Regions from separate parts of the Homo sapiens genome. Here region 1 is linked to region 2. Evidence: chromatin contacts called from ENCODE Hi-C or POLR2A ChIA-PET data. All regions are on one chromosome and are shown on one strand. The core of a region is the stretch at or near the end of the contact, and the rest is flanking DNA. Distances in the headings are between cores, read along the strand shown.

Region 1 (4,404 bases), core at 1,845-4,344, 160 kb after region 2:
AAAAAAAAATTAGCAGGGCGCGGTGGCAGGTGCCTGTAGTCCCAGCCATTCGGGAGCCTGAGGCAGGAGAATGGCGTGAACCCGGGAGGCGGAGCTTGCAGTGAGCCGAGATCAAGCCACTGCACTCCAGCCTGGGTGACACAGCGAGACTCCGTCTCAAAAAAAAAAAAAAAAAAAAAAAACTTCTGTTGCTATTGTCTTGTTAGTTCTTTTTGTTCTGGTAACTTAAAGATGCCAATTTTTTTTTTTTATCCCTCTACATAATTTTAGTGGGGTTTCAAGAGAGAGCAGTGATGTATGCATATGTTCAGTCCACCAGCTTTCAGGAGACAGGCTTCATTCTTCCCTCTTTATCAATGGAGAAAGTAGGTATGAAGGGGCTGTGTGACTGTACTCAGAGTTATTTGGTTTTAAGTAAAAGAAACCTTGTCTAAACAAGCTTAAGCAAAGGGAGCGTTTAGCCTGTTGCATCCAAAGAAGGGCTGAACAACCACGTTGTGGGAAAAGCAGAGATAGAGCTGGGGGGTCAGCGACTCAGAATCACAAACTGGAATACTCCATCTCCTGTCTATGCTTCCCTTTCATTTCACCTTCAGTCCCCTGTCCTGGAATCTGGCTTTCTTCCTGTGGCAGCAACATAACCACTGATGGTGGCCCAGTGTTATATCCAACACTCAGATTCCCTTTCTAGACCCAAATGCAAAATTCTAGAAAGGAGTCTTAATGTTCCAACTAAGACTACATGTTCATCCCCAGATCAGCCAACTTGGCTGGGCCAGGTGTGGTGTGTGGGGTTGCTGGTTTGTGTAAAATCAGGTTCAGCCTCCACCATAGTCATTTGTGCAAAGTCAGGCTGGGGCCAGTGCCTAGGACTATTGCCTAGGACTAGGGAATAATCCCATAGATTTCCTCAACAGTAACTTGGCCAAATCCACGTGATGTTAGTGATGGGCTTGAAAAGTAAAGCTGAGCCAGGCGTGCTGGCGTGTCACGCCTGTAATCCCAGCACTTTGAGAGGCCGAGGCAGGTGGATTGCCTGAGGTCAGGAGTTTGAAACCAGCCTGGCCAACATAGTGAAGCCCTTTCTCTACTGAAAATACCAAAAAATTAGCCGGGAGTGGTGGTGGGCGTCTGTAATCCCAGCTACTTGGGAGGCTGAGGCAGGAGAATTGCTTGAACCCAGGAGGCGGAGGTTGCAGTGAGCCGAGATCATGCCATTGCACTCCACCCTGGGCAACAAGAGCAAGACTCCATCTCAAAAAAAAAAGAAAAAGAAAAAAGAAAATTAAAGCTGAAAAGATGAGGACTCAGTACCTTGCTGGGATTGCTAAGTTATAAATGTTCAACCTTTGCTAGTGATGACATAAGGGACAGTGTAGAAACTCTAACATTTAAAACTATTCCCTTTCTGCCTCTTCTGCAAAATCATTTACATAGATCTACATGTGTTAGAATTTGGTTTGTTTTCCTCTTCTGCATCAGATTTACAATATTTTATTTTCTGTAGGCTAGCTTTTGCTTTACTCTTCTGATTGTTATTTAAAATGGCCAAAAGTTTCTCATTTAAACATTTAATGTCACAGAATTTTAGGATGTTAGAAGTGGAAGAGGATTTAGAATATTTAATTTATATTTCACAGAAATGTCCCTGGCACACTAACTTCATGAGCTGCTCCTTTGAAATAAGGTCTTCCTGGTCAAATAAGCTTAGAAAATGCTGTATACAACTAGACATTCTCCTCTTGGAGACTCAGTACATGTTAGCCTATTAAGAAGTCTGCGAAGTCCTGCAGCAAAAAAAAAAAAACCCACAATTTCCTAAATTCATTTACCAAGAACCCTTTTTTCATCATAAGCAGGCCAAGTTCCTTGAAAGATACTTTGGGAAATAATGCAACCGTCTTATTTTATGAATTAGGTAACTAAAGCTCATGAAGAGACAATAGTTTATAATTTTCCAAAGTTAATGCCAGGAAGAATTAGCACTCATTAGCAATGCAAGTTACCAGTTACAGTAACCCCGAGTATCTGGGGTTACAGGCGCCTGCCACCACGCCCAACTAATTTTTTTGTATTTTTTGTAGAGACGGGGTTTCACCGTGTTAGCCAGGATGGTCTCGATCTCCTGACCTCTTGATCCGCCTGCCCAGGCCTCCCAAAGTGCTGGGATTACAGGCATGAGCCACCAAGCCCAGCCTTGAATGGCCTGATTTTCTTTTTTTTTTTTTTTTTTTTTTTTTTTTTGAGATGGAGTCTTGCTCTGTTGCCCAGGCTGGAGTGCAGAGGCATGATCTGGCTCACTGCAAGCTCATGGGTTCACGTCCCAGGTTCACGTCATTCTCCTGCCTCAGCCTCCCGATTAGCTGGAACTACAAGTTCCCGTGAATGGCCTGATTTTCAAAAATGGTAAATTGCTCTTTGTAAAATCCCAAAGAAATAAAAATACTCTCTCAGTTTATATGGTAGTTGTGTTTCTGAAAAATAGAGTATAAATTAAAACTACACAAAACACTTTTATTTAGGCATTTACTACATGACAGCACTTATATCTGTGTGCTTTACATTAATTAATTCACCAGATCCTTATAGTAACCCCATTTCAGTATGATTACTATCACTCTTTTTTCTTTTATTTACGGCCAGCTTCCTAAGCCAAATAGGCTCACAGAATTCTGCTATCCCTATTTTAAACATGAGGAGACTAAGACGAAGAAGCTAAGTAACTTGTTCAACAACTATTAAATGGCAGGCCAATAGATGAACCCAGGCAGTGCAGCTCCAGAGCTCACACACCATTTTCTATGTCCCTGTCACCTGAAGAACTCCAATTCTGAGTCACCTGGGCATTCCCTACACAGATCATGGCCAACAGAAGGCTGCTTCCAATCCCAGAAACCATGAAATCCAAAAGGAAAAGAGGCCAGACCACATCCCTTTGGCGTATTTACTGCTAGCCCAGGAGAATGATGAGACAGTGATGGGAAAGTGTTCAGGCACCCGGGTTTCCTGACCTCCCGGGACCTGCCAACAGGAGCTCTGTAAGAGAGCAAAAGCAGGAAACAACCTTGGCTTCTTTCTTTACCCTTCCTCATGCTCCCCTACCTCTTGCCAAAAGCACAGTCCAACCACAGACTACGCGATTCAGCAACTTCCCACAATGTACACAGAACTGAAAAAAGCATGGGGTAGAGAAAAACTGAAAGAGACCAGACACCTTCAGGGCTGCCAAGCTGGGGAGTCAGTCCTGGGACTTTTCCTCCTTGTCTACAACCTGATTCGGGGATTATTTCTTCCCAGAGAGTGATTATTCTGATAATCAGATGGGCCTACAGGTTGCAAAACCCATTTATCTTTGCTCCATCCTCTGAAAGGGAGGAGTTCTGACTAAGTGTACCCTCCTTGGGGTGACGCGAAATGACAGCCTGGATTGATGCTCTGGGGTTTGTTCCAGCTCATTGCTCATCACCCCATGGATTGTTTGCTCATAGCAAATCTGCGCCAAATAAATTCCATGTCCTCCAAGGTTTGATACTTAATAGTAATATAACTAATCCTGTTTAAGGGTTTATTGTATGCCAGGCAGAGTGCTAAATTCTTTACATTATTATCTCACTGAGTCCCCCTAACAACCTTGTGAGAGACATATGCTTATTAACTCTATTTACAGATAAGAAAATTCAGGTCCAGAAGGTTTACATTCGGATGCCACACAGCCAGTAAGCAGGAGAACTGAATGCAAACCCAGGCTATCTTATTGCCAGCTTGGCTGTTCTGAAGGAACTAATTAGAACTGGCTTGAGATCATACTTGAGGAAGAGGTGAAGTATTACAAGTGTATTAGGACAAACCTGGGTTCCTGAGACTTCTGCTTCCTTAACCATTGGACTTTTCTCTTTTTTTTGAGACGGAGTCTCGCTCTGTCACCCAGGCTGGAGTGCAGTGGCGCAATCTCGGCTCACTGCAAGCTCTGCTTCCCGTGTTCACACCATTCTCCTGCCTTAGCCTCTCGAGTAGCTGGGACTACAGGCGCCCGCCACCACACCTGGCTAATTTTTTTGTATTTTTAGTAGAGATAGGGTTTCACCGTGTTAGCCAGAATGGTCTTTAACCACTGGACTTTTCTACTCTTTTTTTTTTTTTTTGAGACATAGTTTTGCTCTTGTCACCCAGGCTGGAATACAATGCTGCGATCTCGGCTCACTGCAACCTCTGCCTCCCAGGTCTAAGTGATTCTCCTTCCTCAGCCTCCTAAGTAGCTGGGATTACAGGCACCCATTACCATGCCCAGCTAATTTCTTTTTTTTTTTTTTGAGACGGAGTCTTGCTCTGTTGCCCAGGCTGGAGTGCATTGGCGCTATCATGGCTCACTACAACCTCTGCCTCCCGGGTTCAAGCAATTATCCC
Region 2 (4,587 bases), core at 1,322-3,821:
CATCTTAAGAGTGATGAAACTGGAGTAAGCAGTGTTTTGGGTTTGGTTTGATTTTCCAAATCCAGTTTTAAGTTTTTCCCTTTGGTAGTAATTACTTGTTCCTAATAGCAGGGCCTTCAGCAGTAGGACAGTTATCATATGGTTACACAATAGGTAAATTAGGAAACTCAGACATAGCCAAAAGTAGGAAAGGAAGAGGTCAGAAAGCGGGGTAGTTGACCTATTCTGGGCAGTTCTAGGGACTGCACACATGAAATGGTGCTGCTCCAGTTCACTGTCTTGTTTCAGCCTGTCTGCCAAACTCAAATTGTTTCATTGCCATATCTGAGCACATCTTTGGAGCTAAAATGGTGTGATTCGGATGAGATATTGCTTAAGACGCTGAGCCCTGCTAGGTGTTTGGTGTGTGATTCCCGTTGCTCTGGCCAGGCAGTCATGGGATTATTCTTCACCATTTCCTTTTTTCTAGGTGTACGTGGTTGGGAATGAACCTTTAACAGTTTTGATGGATTCCCTGCTTCCAGTCCTGGGAGTGCTTTTTCTTCTCTACTGTTTTACTAAGCAGAGTGTGTCTCACATAAGGTAAACAATCAAGGGACCCTTATTTGTTTATAAATTGTGACGTCTTTTTTGCATGTTGTTTTTGTTCTTATTTTGAATTTATATTTGCCACTTTGAAATTATCATTTCCTTTCAAAGTCAGGAAAACACTGGGATCTTCCTATTTTGCTCATCTAGAAGAGAACAAGAATTTTGCAGATCACAGGGCATTGGATACAGTTTTTAGAATGACTTTCCTCAGCCTCTGTCCTAAATCTCAAAGACAAAATCTCTGTTTACATGTGTAAACATGCCACTTTTCGATCAGTGAGAAATACTGCAATTACATGTCTAGGAAGAAGGAAATAGGGGATGGATCATAATGACCTTGTGGGGAGTTAGAAAACACATTTGGGAAATCTAGATCTGAATGTGGCACTTTGTAATTTAGCCTAGGATTTGGTGTTGGTGATGCAGTGTGTTGTTTAGATAGAAGGGATTTCTTAGTCATCCAGAAAATACTCCTTTGTCGTAGAATTTAAGTAGGATTCATTTTGTATCAGCTCTATTTTCACAGTAATTTATGTTGTTTCTTCCTCCAGGTAAGAGTTATCTTATCTCAAGTCCTATAGAATTACGATTTTTGGTGTTTGGAGATCCTCACATGTAATCCAATATGCAATAATAGTACCTTCTTCACAGAGTTATTGTGAAGACTAAATATGCATTAATGTGTTTAGTACAGTCCCCGGCAAATAGTAAGCTCAATAAATGGTAGCTATCATTATCACCATTGCTAAGTGGTGAAGGAAAACACCATCTTTTGTACTATTCAAAGCTTACATAGTTCCCCTGGCTCTTCAGCTTGAGTCAGCACATCCTTGTATCCCACAGCTGCAATGGCAACGACAAGAGAGAATGCATTGGAAGAGGGAGGCTGTACATCTGTGAACTTGGTTTCAAGGGACAGTCCACAAAATAACTCTTGTTTTTGTTTTTTTTGAGACGGAGTCTCGCTCTGTTGCCCAGACTGGGGTGCAGTGGTGCGATCTCGGCTCACTGCAACCTCTGCCTCCTGAGTTCAGGCGATTCTCCTGCCTCAGCCTCCTGGGTAGCTGGGCTTATAGGCACCTTCCACCATGCCCGGCTAATTTTTGTAGTTTTAGTAGAGACAGTGTTTCACCATGTGGCCAGCCTGGTCTCGAACTCCTGACCTCAGGTGATCCACCCACCTCAGCCTCACAAAATGCTGGGATTACAGGCGTGAGCCACCGCACCTGGCCTCTTGTTTTTGTTTTAAAACTCAAGTCCTCACAGCACTGTCATGTTCTCATCAGAGACTGACAAGGAACATGTGAACGATGATTTAGTTCCTCTTCTAGTTGATTGGCACAGATGAAAGGGGTTGAGGAATCAGCAATATTTTGTTGGTATGCTGTTTCTTGGTCTCCAGCTGTTGGTCTTGCTGAGAGTAGATGATTTTTATCCGTGTATACTTTCTTTGACAGTGCCTGATGCAAAGGCAGTAGTACACTTGGAATTACCAAAAAAAAAAAAAAAAAAAATCACGTGGGGCTCATGTGGCAAATCAGGGTTGCTGCCAGAGCCAAGGATTAGTCAGTCACTCATTGAATTTCAGGATATTTGCATTCTGAAATTCACAAGAAGCATACTTTCCATTCCTGCATTTCAGTAGTACTAGGAGATTGTGCCAGCATTTAAAATGCAGTGGAACCTGACAGCCTTTCTTTCTTTTTTTATGTTAGCTTGTTAGATGCATGGAGTAAGATGACAAGCTCATTCATAACTGCTTTTTCTGCCAGGTCACTTTGCCAAGAAATCTTATTATGGATTCTGGGGAAGCTGGAAAGGAAGAAGGCAATTGCCAGCCTGAAAGGATTTGCAGGGTTGGACAAAGCTGTGCCCTCTCTCCATTCTCTGTGTCAGTTTAGAGTTGCCACTCAAGGTGGCATTATGATTACCATCAAAGAGGCCATTAGGTGAGTCCACCCATCCGTTACTGTTCTCTTCAGATTTAGTTCCGCCCAAAAGGCCATTCAGTGATTCAACCACTAAGGGGCGCTGATAGAAAAGAAACCAGAAACTCAAGTGGCTCAGGTGCCTGCTATTTATATTCTCTAAATGAAACGTGAGCCTTAAATAATCCTCCAGGTTTTTTCCTAAGATGCCTGCTAATAGTTGGTGCAATTTACTGGAGCCTCACAGCTCTGCATCACAACAAGCCCACTTACTCCACCATCTTTGCCAGTTAATCAGAGTAAAGGGCAGACACATGTTCACCCTTAACACCATAATAATCCAATTATCTTTCTGACTCTCAAAATGGTATATGTGTGTGTTTATAGTCAGACTTATTCCTGAGGGAAATTGTCTAATAGCTATCTTTTATGGTAATTTTATGATGGAAATTTGTTTCTCATAGGGATTGATTAGAAAGTGCTTAATAAATATTAGTGGAATGGATCATTTATTTCTCCAGCATCTCACAATTGCATATTTTAAATTATTTCCACTTTCTGGATGATCTAATGTTATTACCTCAGAACGTAAATTCCTGTTGGTCATAGTCCATGTAACATTCATGGGTGACTGCTATCCTGTTTGGATTTCACATCACATTCAAAGTGCTGCTGTTTGTTGAAGTGTTGAAATATAATTATATATTCATGGTTAACTTGGTAAAGTTGTAAAACACCCCTTCAGTTTGATGGACTTGAGGAAAATAGAAAAACACATAGATTGCAAACAGAATTATCAGTACAAACGCAAGCTGCTATTCTGCCCAGCAACAGTTATCAAGAAGATGTTTTTGGCCAGGCACGGTGGCTCACACCTGTAATCCCAGCACTTTAGGAGGCTGAGGCGGGTGGATCACCTGAGGTTAGGAGTTTGAGACCAGCCTGGCCAACATGGTGAAACCCCATCTCTATTAAAAATACAAAAATTAGCCAGGCATGGTAGTGCATGCCTGTAGGCCTAGCTACTTGTGAGGCTGAGGCAAAAGAATTGCTTGAATCAGGAGGTGGAAGTTACAGTGAGCTGGGATCGTACCACTGCACTCCAGCCTGGGCAACAGGGCGAGACCATCTCAAAAAAAAAAAAAAAAAAAAGAAGGACCAGGCGTGGTGGCTCACACCTGTAATCCCAGCACTTTGGGAGGCCGAGGTGGGTAGATCACTTGAGGTCAGGAGTTCAAGACCAGCCTGGCCAACATGGTGAAACCCCATCTCTACTAAAAATATAAAAATTAGCCGGTTGTGGTGGCTGGCGCCTGTAGTCACAGCTACTCAGGAGGCTGAGGCAGGACTGTCACTCGAACCCAGGAGATGAAGGTTGCAGTAAGCCAAGATTGCGCCACTGCACTTCAGCCTAGGTGACAGAGTGAGACTCTGTCTCAAAAAAAAAAAAAGAAGTTTATTTAAAGAAACTCTATAAGAGCAGCTTGGATTTTATATCTTTAGATCCAGAGTTTTTACTTTTCTGGAATTAAATATAATTGTTTGGAATTTACTCTTTATTGTTGAATTTTAAAGCGTGACTAAAGTAGTGCTTCTTAAGATAATTGTCATGTGTTTTTGTTTTGTTTTGTTTTGTTTTTTGGTGCTGAGTGTTGCTCTGTCGCTCAGACTGGAGTGCAATGGCATGATCTTGGCTCACTGCAACCTCTGCCTCCTGGGTTCAAGCAATTCTCTTGTCTCAGCCTGCCAAGTAGCTGGGACTACAGGTGCGCGCCACCATGCCAGGCTAACGTCGTGTTGTTTTAGGAGTATTTGAATACAGTACTTCATTTTCACAATTAAAATGGCTCACAGAAGCTTAGAAGGGACGTTTATCCATTTTGGCTTTTCCTTTAACATAGAATGTTGTGGAGAAAACATGACTGATCTGAAGGACTCTGGAAGATTCTGGGATAATACAGGAAATATCCTAAGCTAAATATGTAGGTTATTCATTCTATTAGAGGAATATGAAGTCCATGTTCTTAGTGAACTGGCACATTGAGACATACTGCCTGATGAGATGGGC

What was found. A loop is a pair of places that touch in the nucleus more often than their neighbours do. ChIA-PET counts read pairs that join two places held with the same protein, here RNA polymerase II (POLR2A). Pooled maps may share reads with other maps.
Region 1: a pooled map shows a loop between it and region 2 (2.1-fold over the local background). The contact joins two enhancer-like sites. A Hi-C loop is called at or near these places in 1 of 168 maps with a recorded cell type or tissue (IMR-90) and 3 of 50 pooled maps. POLR2A ChIA-PET finds 5 or more read pairs at or near these places in 5 of 52 experiments (A673, HEK293T, RWPE1 and 2 more).

The regions. Positions count from the first base shown.
Region 1 is chr16:69,054,783-69,059,186 of GRCh38, forward strand. The region is part of intron 17 of TANGO6 (transport and golgi organization 6 homolog); the gene reads left to right. Among named protein-coding and RNA genes, the nearest start is that of HAS3, 49 kb to the right of the region's middle. RefSeq lists an enhancer at 2,938-3,157. Within about 2 kb of position 3,095, at least 9 of the 41 ENCODE cell types and tissues checked have a DNase peak (open chromatin) inside an H3K27ac peak, as active enhancers do.
Region 2 is chr16:68,899,965-68,904,551 of GRCh38, forward strand. It overlaps TANGO6 (transport and golgi organization 6 homolog), which reads left to right. Exons shown (of 18, transcript NM_024562.2): 8 at 470-582; 9 at 2,364-2,540. Among named protein-coding and RNA genes, the nearest start is that of TANGO6, 59 kb to the left of the region's middle. Within about 2 kb of position 2,572, at least 2 of the 41 ENCODE cell types and tissues checked have a DNase peak (open chromatin) inside an H3K27ac peak, as active enhancers do.